Linked DNA regions of Mus musculus: region 2 is linked to region 1. The links are chromatin loops, found by intact Hi-C in ENCODE. Cell type or tissue: left cerebral cortex. All regions are shown on one strand. Links, peaks and the distances in the headings refer to the core of each region. The heading gives the core; the rest is flanking DNA.

Region 1 (5,379 bases), core at 74-5,073:
TTTGAGCTCTATACATGCTAGGTGTGGGAAAATGATTACTACAGGGAGTCGCCCATGCAAGAACCAGCCCTGCTCCTTCATTTATTCTTTATACTTCTTGCTCACATACATTGAGACAGGTCTTCCCGCATCTTCATCGAGCCTGTGGATGTGGTCCCCTGTGCCGTCTGGCATACCAGCACAGGAAAAGGAGGAGTCCGAATTCATAAATAGCCAAGTGTAATTTTCTCATAGCAGTTTCACCAGCCCAGGACTTTGGTTGATCCTGTGAGTTCTCCAGAAATGCAGACCTCCTGCCAGTGATGGCAGTTTGTCCTGCCAGCTTAGGCAACTTTTATCCTTTGACTGCCTCACTGATTAGAATTTGAAGTGCTCTGAGTGGTGGCCACACCCGCCAGCATCAAAAGCTCAGCCTGTGATCTGGGCTAGCTCACTCTATTTGATGTTTTGTCGCTCATGCCTCTGGTGTGTGACAGCACTCCATGGGCACCTGTGCTGGGACAGGCTCTCCTCAACACTCTTCCAGTTGGTCTTCTTTGCTCCTCTCATAGACAGTTTGTTTCTATATCCACACCACATAGGCAATGATACCATGTATCTGTATAAAGTCTAAGAGCTACATTTGAGAGAAAACATGATAATTCACTCTCTAGGGTTATCTCCTCTTGTGTCAATTTTCTTGCAAATTTTCTTTACCCATTCCCCTGTTGAAGACACATCCATAGTTCCCATAACTTGGCTGTCATAATGTATCCTTTTAAATGTAACATTGTCTCGGTGACATTTAGTTGCATGTTATATGTTCTGTTGCATTATTTTTATATTGACATAACACCCTCTGAAGCAAAGGCAACCCCAGTAAACCCTGGGGACTGGAGATAACCCACCACATCCTGCTACCTCGTGCGTGCATCTGAGCTCTGGGAAACTTTAGGATTTTACCAAACAGTAAGATGGCAACTTGAAAGCCATTCATCTGCTCACCTTTAGAAGCAATGGGGTTTCCTTTTATGCAATTACTCTCAGATACTTAATAGGGGAGGTGATACCTTCGCCACAGGATTTTTCATTGAGAGTAACCTTCTGTCTCTTTTAATGGCTTCAAAATTAATTTCAGGTGCCCACAGAGACCTTCCTGTGAGTGAATATTAATTGTCAGGAGGGTCCATAAATTACATTATATTAAATGTTCTCGAGTCAGGAAATCTGATATGCAAATGCACAAATGCCTCCAAAGGTCTTCCCGGCCTCATTTCTCTCCAGAGCACTGTGTTTCTCTATCCATCTGATTTGCCCCCCAGGACCCCACTTTGGCTCCGTGCACCTGCCTCAGCCTTCAGCCTCTGCCTGCTGCTGAACCGCTCTTGGTTTTTCACTGAGGCCACCTCCCTGTCATGCTCATGACTCTTCTGGTGACTGGATTCTCTTATTTCTGCAGCTGGAATCTGTCTTTCCTCGCTATCATTCTCTTTAAGAAACTCTATGAGTTGAGAAGAAGGGGTGTTCACTCCAGGGTCTGTTAACATGGCCCAAGATACAGAAATGGTTGAGTATGAGTTTAGGTATCCCACAACCTTGAACTTAAATTTTGCCCCTGTCGATAATTGCTGTGTGGCCCCGAGACAGTCCAACTCTTTAAATGGATGGATGGTCATTCGAGTTGTTTCATTTTCTGGGGCTTTAACAGCTTTTCTTTGAATCTTCTGGTGAACAACCCTTATTTCTTAGGTCTTTGCTGACACGTGTTTAGAATGATAGATTTTTGCTAGTTATCTGAAGTGGTTGTAATGAGGTGTGTCATACGCAATTTAAGGGATTCCTAAACTTCAACAAAAAATAGTTAAAAGTGAGTAGGGGCACAGGCATCTGAGCAAGTAACTTTGGATACTGTCACGTGTAGTTAGGATGCTGTTGTGAGATTAAATGTTATTTCATAAAAGCTGCCTTCAGAGCACAGAGCTTGCAGCTCTAGGATTCTGAAAGGATTCTGCTGCTGTCCTAGGGGTCCTTGGGGATCCTTGGGGGTCACTGTCTCCTCCTGGCTTTATCATCTGTGTGTGCACCGTATGTAACTATGGAATAGCAGTGCCTACTCTCGGGTAACATGGGTTTATCTCAAATATTTAAGAGAAGTAGGCACTGCTTCGAAGAGGCATTTTCTTTTGCTGGGTGGCTTTGTATACGTATCTCCTGTCACACTGGAGCGTGCAAACGTCCCGGTTTCTGAAAGTTCTAGTTTTCTAAGTTCACCCTGATTCTGGTTTCTTCTCTGTGTGACAATTTCTTACACACTTTTCTCACCTGCCCTTCTAAAATTTAGTTCAGACCGTGAAGTTACCTGTTCATAAAGCTTTGCTAGGTTCAGTTGCCTCTGGGGGGAATCTAAATACTTTCATAACCATCCCCACGGCCTTTCCACTGTTCTCTCTGTAGCCCCTGTGGGTCCGCTTGCCATAAGTTTGTCCTTCTGCACATTAGCTCATTCTGGTTCCCCTGTGTGGAAGCTCCTCTTTCGACCCTGTTCAGTTTGCCTGAACATCTCTGGATCCCCAATGCTCTTTCCCTGTTCTCATTGTTTCTATCTGACATTGTGTGAACTGCTGATGAGGTCCAATTTAGCGTTCACTTTGCGGCCTGCTTCTGGAAATGTATGTGTCTCTCAAGGTCACTCGGCTTTACCACTTCAGTATCTGCACTTAGATCTGTGGCCTTGCTCGGTTTGGGGCAGAGAACAAAGTCAGGTTTCTTCCCATGGATCCAGCCCTTGAGACCCTGCAGTGCGTGCTGCTGTCCCCATTATGTCCTTCTGTCATCATGCAGACAGCACAGACCTTCTAATGAGTCTCATCTCTGACACGGCCATTCTCATGGCTTTGTTGTAGGCTGAGATTGTGCTGGCATCCCCCTCTTTCTCTCCTACATGTGGATGTGATGTATTCCTGAACCAGCTTGCCAGCCCACTTTCTCTAGACATCCAATTGCAGCTATGATTAGAATAGATCTCAGCTTTATATATTTATTGGACAGTGGGGCTATAGCCCATTTTCTGTGCACTTAAATATAACTGTGTATATATAAAATACCTAGTTGTGTATTTCTTTTCTTTTTCTCATTTTCAATGCCAAGAAAATATTTTTGTAGTTTTGTTTAGCAATTCTTATTTGTATGTATTTATGTGCATTTATGGGGCACGTAGGACGTGTTTGATTCATGCACATGAAGTACATGCTCAAGTAAGAGTAGTCAGTAATACTGTCTCCATGCGCATTGCCTTTCTGTAAAGCTTTTTATTTCACTTTTAACTATGTGCATGTGTCTGCATGGGAGGTTGTGCACCTTCGTGCAGCATCTTTGGAGATGAGGATGTCTGATCCTCTGGAGCTCAGATAACACAGTTGTGAGCTGCCTATCATGGATGCTGGGAACCCAGCTTAAGGCCTCCGCAAGTGCAGCATGTGTGAGCCATCCCTCCAGCCCCCTATATTATCATCTCTATGTACTGAGAATCTTCTGCTTCTTTTCCTCTACCTATTTTTTTTAAAGATTTATTTATTATTATACATAAGTACACTGTAGCTGTCTTGAGACACACCAGAAGAGAGCACCAGATCTCATTGCAGATGGTTGTGAGCCGCCATGTGGGTGCTGGGATTTGAACTCAGGACCTTTGGAAGAGCAGTCAGTGCTCTTACCTGCTGAGCCACCTCACCAGCCCTCCTCTGCCTATTTTAAAACCCACAGCATGCTGGACACAATACACTTACCCCTGTGCACTCTGGAACACCGGGGCTGATTCCTGTTATCTTAGTGGTGTGTGGCTTTTCTCTGTCCCCCTGCTTTCCTACCTGTTCTGAGACCACGACTATACAGTGCTTTGCTGTGATGGAGGACCTGCGGTGCTTGTCTTCCCTTGGCTGTTGTGCTCCATCTAACAAGATGTCCTTTCTCCCCACCCACATGGCACAGGTGATTTCATACTTTATGGCCGTGTCTCTCTACATTAGAAAAATCTATTGGTCAACTTGGGTTGACAGTGTTGAAGGGGACTCAGGTATCCAGGCATCTCCTGAGGCATCGAGATCATTTTATTTCATATAAACCAGCAAAGGAATTTTAATTTTTTTCAAGGCATCTTATCTGTTTTACACAATGCAGTATGTCTTGAACACTGTGCCAGGTACTCTTGCCTCTTTGATAATAGCCATCTGTCCTAGAACTGGTGGATCGCCGTGAAGGGACACCATGACCACGGTGACTCTTTAAAAAAAAAAAAAAAAAGCTCTCTAACTCTTTTCAGCTTTCTTGACTGCAGCATGCTTCTTTCTCTGTGTCTGGTTCCACTCCCTCTGAGCATCACATCCTGGGCAGGCACCCCATGGCTCTGACCTGGGTCTCCAGGGTAGTATTAGGGTTCCGTTTCACAGCTTCAAGCAATGGTTTCTCCCAGTCTCTGTGCAAGGACACCCCTGGAGCATGCCCGGCCTCAGCAGCTTTCCTTAGCCATGGAGGGAGATTCCTCAACCCCTTTTTTGTATCCCTCACTCTAAAACCAGAACCAAGTGACCTAAGCCACCAAGGTCTTCCGCTTGCTGGGGCTGGGACTTGGCCTCCTTGCAAATTCATTTGCATCAGCTTTCTGGGTTTGCTGGTTTCCTTCACTGTTTAAGCTCCCTTTTATTTTATTTTTCCACAGCTGTAAGCTCAGCTGGGTGGGGTCCTGCCCTGAGGTCACTGCTCTCTTTATTCCATACGGGCGGCGTCAGGACTTCCTTTAGGAGTTTTATCTCCTTGAGCGCTGGACTCAGCTCCATCACACTTCCTGATGCTCCTTTTCTCTCCAGACGGTACACTTTTCACTTTCCCTTGCTCAGACTGCTCCTTTTCATCACAGATCTGCATGAGAGGGTCCACTAATCACCAAGCAACAGAATCAATGCTCGGCTGCTCTGAAATCTCCTCTACCTACGCTGTTAATCCAAAAACTCTATCACTTAGCCTCAGGCATGTTTTTCAGACAAGGGCAAAAAAGCAACCACATTCTTCATCAAAATGTCAGGAGAATAGTCTCTCGGCCACTTACTAATATTCTTCTCTGAAATTTCGTGAGTTGGGCCCCACATCTCAAATTGCGCTGGGCACTGACTTCCATGTCACTGCTCAGATGGCCCTCTAAGCCCCACTTATTGTGTTCAACTGCTTTCCTAATCTAAAGTGCCCATGTCCACATTCTCCAAACAGGCAAGACTGTCTCAGCATTACCCTGCTCCTTGGTACCATCTGTTGTCTTAGTCATAGTTCTATTGTTATGAAGAGACACCGTAACCAGGGCAGTTGTTTAAAAGAAAGCATTTAGTTGGGGCTGGCTTACAGTGTCAGAGG
Region 2 (5,379 bases), core at 156-5,155, 99 kb after region 1:
CTGTAGACTCTGAGGAGGAGCACAGCTCCAGAGCCCTGTTCTAGCAGACAGCTGCTTTTTCTCTGAACAGAACCACCGACAAATCGCCCAGTGACCTGTTCACTCATGGCTGCACCAGCACAGGGATCATGGAAAGGATTACAAAGTGGACGCCTTGGGGCTGAGACACAAACACCACTGCCTGCCCCTTCACTGATTGGCTTTGTATCAACTGTATCTGAGATACATAAAGAGAAAAGGTGGAGAAAGCAACATTCTTCCTGGTGTTTTTCAACAAATACAAGATCTGAAAGATGACAAGGCTGAACAGAGCAACACATGATAGCCGTGATAGGGCTAGTGCAGGGGCATGGTCGAGGACACCCTCTCATACAGAGATGAGTGAGGTCCAGAAAGCTGGTCTTGGGTTGTTAGAATTATTGGTTTACTATGTCCCTATGAAAGACACACAATCCAGATATTTTATTTATAAGCCAAATGTCTAGATTGGGTAGATTGAAGGCTATTCTAATTTATTACCCAGTCATTCAGTCCCTTGTTATTTTGTTTCTCCCTGCAGTGGGAGTCTGGTCCGTGGCAGCTTCCTCTTCAGTGTCTGCCCTCTTCCCTTCCCCAACCTGGAACCTCCTCTGGAACCTCCAGTCCTGTCTTACTCCCTCGAGGCTCTGCCCAATCACAGGCGCTGGCCTTTTATTGACCAGTTGAAATGGGGAGAAGGTTCACATGGCATCTGCTCGTAGGAGGCAACCTCACACTGAGGAACCCGTTTTTAGCTACAGGATGCAAGCAGCGTCAGACCCACTACAGTCTTGGGTTCGAATGCCAACATTGCTCTTTACTCCTTGCTGACCTGTAGAACCACAGTCCTGAGACTTAATAGCAACAATGTTTCATGTTATTTAGTGATAGGACACCTCCTCCTCTTCCCCCTCCTCTTCTGCATTTAAAATATTAATTCCAGTCTTAGATTTTTGGGCCAAGCTAATAAACCCATAATTGAAAAATAATTCCAGTAACTGTTTCTCCAAGTGTAAAAAAAAAATCAAGTCTTAGGAATCTGACCTGAAGAAATGCATATTTCTGATCTATAGGTTTGTTTATATGAATAAGTAAAAGAGCTATAAAGCCATGCCTACTTAGTTATGTATTTAATTAACCTGCCTTTATTGAGAAGATTGCAGCCATTTCTAGAGCGTCTGGGTCATGGGTAGCATGACCGTGCTGTGTGTGTATAGCCTGTGAAATGATTCAGGGACCCCAGAAAGGCAGTGCTAATAGATGGAGCTCTTACTGGGATGCTGTGTGGCACTTGGGTTGACCTACGCCCTCTGAAGGATCGACAGTCTGGAAGCAGATGTTCCAGAGGCTGAGATCGGTGGGTCGGTGTGAACAGTATCAGTTCACAGCAACATTAAAGCCTCTTTAGACAGAGCCATGTGCAGCCCTTTCATCTCTAGGGCCATTTCAGATCACAGGTATATCATTCCCAGCCACCCCCAGGCTGTACCTGCTTTAAGGTTTCCCATCAGAGTCCACCTTGTGCTGATGGGACCTTGTGGCTCTCAACTTTATCTTGACCCCACAGCTACTCTGCACCTGATGGGTAGGGAGGTTACATGGTTGCATGCTGTTTAGGGCGTCCCAAATAGCTGGAGCCACACTCAGATCTCCCCAGGAACAAGAGCTTTTCCTTAGCCACCTTCCTGAACGGTTGCCAAGACATTGCTGGCATGTTGTAGGTGGGTCTTTCTACACAGACCACCTGGTTGAATGTAGTTGGTTTCATGGTCCTAGCCTCTGTGCGTGAAACCACAGATCAGAGGAAGATGGGAAGGAAGCTCAGGGCCAGAAAGCCAAAAGGTTGGGAGGAGAAAGGGACCTTTCTGGGGATATGGGAGGCTCAAGCAATTTAGAGCTTACAGGACTGCAGAGATGGGAGACTGGGACCTCAGCTCAGAGTCAGGAATTTGAACTACAGAGCTGTCTCTCAGCCGGGTGGGGAGGGGCTCCAGGCAAGCAGGCTTCCTCTCCTCCTTCCTGCAGAGGGCACCATCTCACTCAAGTAAGCTTTCATTCAGTGCCCCTGATTCTGACAGCCAACCCCACCCACACTGCTCACTCAAAAACAGACTGTGGTGGGGCATCTGTCTTTGTCCCACAGGCTTGTCTGTCTGTCCTCCCAGGTCCCCCTGAGCTGTAAATGTTCCTCAGAAGCAGGCTTTGTTTTCTGTTACCTCATGCTCCAATCTAGGCTGTTTGCATTTCCTTCCATATTCCCGCCTTGCACACCGCCCCCCTCCCCCAGTCTACCATGTGAGTTGCTTGAGGTTTATTTCCAGCTAGTTTAGCTCATCCCTGTACCCAGCATCAGCCCTTGGGGTCTGTGCATCCCTTAGGACAAGGGGTAGTTCACAGAAGGCAGGGCAGCATCTTGATTCTCACCGTCTTTAATCCCTTTAGATCTCCCATCCCTTCCCAAACTCGGGGAAAGGAAGGAGTGGACGGAAGGACGTGGAGTCTCATGCTTCATGCTTGCTTCTGTGTCTGTGCTTGGGAACCGATGGTCATTGTTATCTCCATTTATTTGAACAATCCTTTATTCTTTGCTCATACCTTTGAGTTCAGTTTAACAATATTGATTTCCTCCTAATGGAACACAAGCCCCATCAGATCTCTAATGCACATGGAGTTATGTGCTGTTTGGAGAGGCAATGCCGCCTAGTGGCGGAGAGCTCAGGATGCAGTGGCAGCTGACACACATGGCCTCCTCACATTCTGCCTGGGGTGGAGGGTGGAATCTGCAGTCAGCTTGTTTGGTCTCGGTGATGAGCAGGATTTTCCCAAACTATTAAAGCCAAGGTGTCACTGGCCAAGTCCAACCAGCAGCTCGGCGTCTCAGGTTGCCCTCACCTCTTGTCAAGGAGGCACCAGCTTTGGCGGGACAGGCATCTTGATGGAGACTCTATACTGGGGATGCACACGGGACAATCAGGCCCTTCTCGTACGCACTTGCTTCTTAGCCCCTTAGCTCCCCTGGAACACCAACTTGCAAACCTTCGTTTGGCGTTGCTGTTTAATTGGTGGCAGTGAGGAATCCACTGGAACATTTGAAGGGCTTGGGGGTCTCTTCCCTAGAGTCGAGCAGCCCACCCATCTACAGTATTAAACACTCATAAAAGCAAGCTCTAACAATTCTGATGGTATCTTGAGATCATAACGATTTGTGTGTGTGAGACACTTGCTGCTGCGATCTATTCCAGGGAATGAGCTAAACTCCTCAGAAGGAGAGCTGCGGTTTTAAAATGCATTTCCAGGGAAAGAGCGATGGCTCGGCAGTTAAGACCTGAGTTACCACGTGGGCTCACATGTGTGTGCATAGGCACACGTGTGTGGTGAGAGAACAACTTGTATTGCTTCTCTCCCTCTGCTATGTGGATCCTGGGGCTGGAACTCAGGCCTTCAGGCTTGGCAGCAAGCACTCTGCCCACCGAGCCATCTTGCCAGCCTAAGACACTTGCTCCATTATCTTGTGAAAGAGTGTAATGGTAGACATGTGACTGCCACATAGAGCTGGAGCTGGTTCACACCCACACCCAGAAGTAGCTGATCCCCTTTCCCAGAAAGATACAATCTAAGAAAAGCTAGATCTAGTGGAGGAACCAGGAAAGGAGTGATGGACAGGGAGTCTTTAGGGCACTGCTTTGTTCTCAGCACCTCATTCCCTGCAGAGCTACACAGAGATGCACGGTAGTCAAGCTTGGGGAACCGGAGCTAGACCCTAGGGAGAAACCATAAGAGGGGCAAGAGAACAGCAGTGCAGTTCTCAGAAGAGACTGGAAAGAGAATGATCCCTGAGGGCTGAAAGAATCTGCCTATGTCAGCCTGGAATCCTGTATCCCACCAAAATGGAAATCAAGACATTCTCAGTTAGAGGAAAATCAACAGAATTTGTCAACAGCAGACTCATTCCTAGTGTGATGGTTTGTATATGCTTGGCCCAAGGAGTGGCACTATTTGGAGGTGTGGCCATGTTGGAGTAGGTGTGTCTCTGTGGATGTGGGCTATAAGACCTCATCCTAGCTACCTGGAAGTCAGTCTTCCACCTTGATGATAATAGACTGAAGCTTTGAACCTGTAAGCCAGACCCAATTAAATGTTGTCCTTAGAAGAGTTGCCTTGGTCATGGTGTCTGTTCATAGCAGTAAAACCTTAACTAAGACACCAAGACAATAGCAAGATAGCACTTTATACAGAAAGGGAACGAAAGCAGGAGTTTTTGGAGCACCAAGAAGGACGGAGAATACAGTAAGAGCAGAAATACAGGCAAACTGAAAGACTTTCCCACCTGCACCTGGACCAACAGGAACACATGGCATCTCCACAACATTCCATCAGGATATAGGCAGACACAGACATTTATCAAGGTGGCTAACATCCTGGGCCATATGAGAAATTAAAGAAAATCTGATTAGAAAGATTTGAGGTCACACAGAGGATGTTGTCCAAACTCGATGGAACCAAACCAGAGAGCTGGAAAAACATGCAAACACTGAGAAACTAAGGAGTGTACCCACATCATCCATCGGTCTGTCCGAACATTGGGAGGGAGAGGGATAATGTGCAGAACTGAGTGCAAGCAATAAGTTATCAGAATGTGTGGGGCTCGGCTGGAGCGGCAATGGCAGGGAGATCCTGGTACCAGGAGAGGAACAGCCTCAAGTCCATCATCTGCTTCCCCCGCAGAAACTAGGAGAGCAAACGGGCCAGGAGAAAGGACATTATAAAGTAAAAGCAAAAACCAGTGACCCAAAGCCCACGAGCAAATAGGGAAACAGAAGGACAAAAAACAGTGATCAATAAAAATAAAAGCTGCTCTTTGAAAAGGTCGATACAGTTCACAAATCCGCAGTGAAACATGAGTCACAAATACTGGGAATGAAGTGAAGGGCATCAGTGTTGACCTGCAGGCATTTAGAGAGAAGTGGGGACCGTGCCGCACACTGCCTGTACACAGGAAGTGGAGAGGGTGGTACACACCTCCTGTCCACAGGATGCACACAGATATTTGTCAGCTGAAATAATGTGGAGCAATTATTTGAAAAGCAGTAACCTAAGGACTGTTCAACCTGGTTAGAAAGCCAAGTTTATAGTTAAACTTCCCCCCAAAAGAAATCTCTCACTGAGATCTCTTGCCGGTTTTGAAGGATAAATGTACGAAACACTTAAGGAGTCAGCACAAGTGTTTCACTCTCCTAGAAACCTAAAGGAGAAACTCCCAACCTCTTCTACAAAGCCATGTAGATACACATGATGGCTGTGGGGGTGTGCCACGGTCTAGCCTGTGCTACACACAGGGGGGAAGACAGCTCTGTGGAGTCT

Evidence for each region. A loop is a pair of places that touch in the nucleus more often than their neighbours do. Peaks named below come from ENCODE experiments on the same cell type or tissue, not always from the same donor. Only the 100,000 strongest peaks of a DNase experiment are listed, where the experiment ranks them.
Region 2: a loop joins it to region 1, with 1.9 times the contacts of the local background. A loop is called at or near these places in 2 of 42 quality-filtered maps.

Annotation. Positions count from the first base shown.
Region 1 is chr5:111,106,863-111,112,241 of GRCm38, forward strand. All of the region lies in intron 5 of Ttc28 (tetratricopeptide repeat domain 28), which reads left to right. Among named protein-coding and RNA genes, the nearest start is that of Mir701, 110 kb to the left of the region's middle. In left cerebral cortex, for the core only: no CTCF peak of the experiment used is centred there; a DNase peak (open chromatin) is centred at 2,920.
Region 2 is chr5:111,206,048-111,211,426 of GRCm38, forward strand. The region is part of intron 6 of Ttc28 (tetratricopeptide repeat domain 28); the gene reads left to right. Among named protein-coding and RNA genes, the nearest start is that of Gm35628, 26 kb to the right of the region's middle. In left cerebral cortex, for the core only: CTCF peaks have their summits at 2,021 (motif pointing right) and 2,731 (motif pointing left); DNase peaks (open chromatin) are centred at 2,060 and 2,732.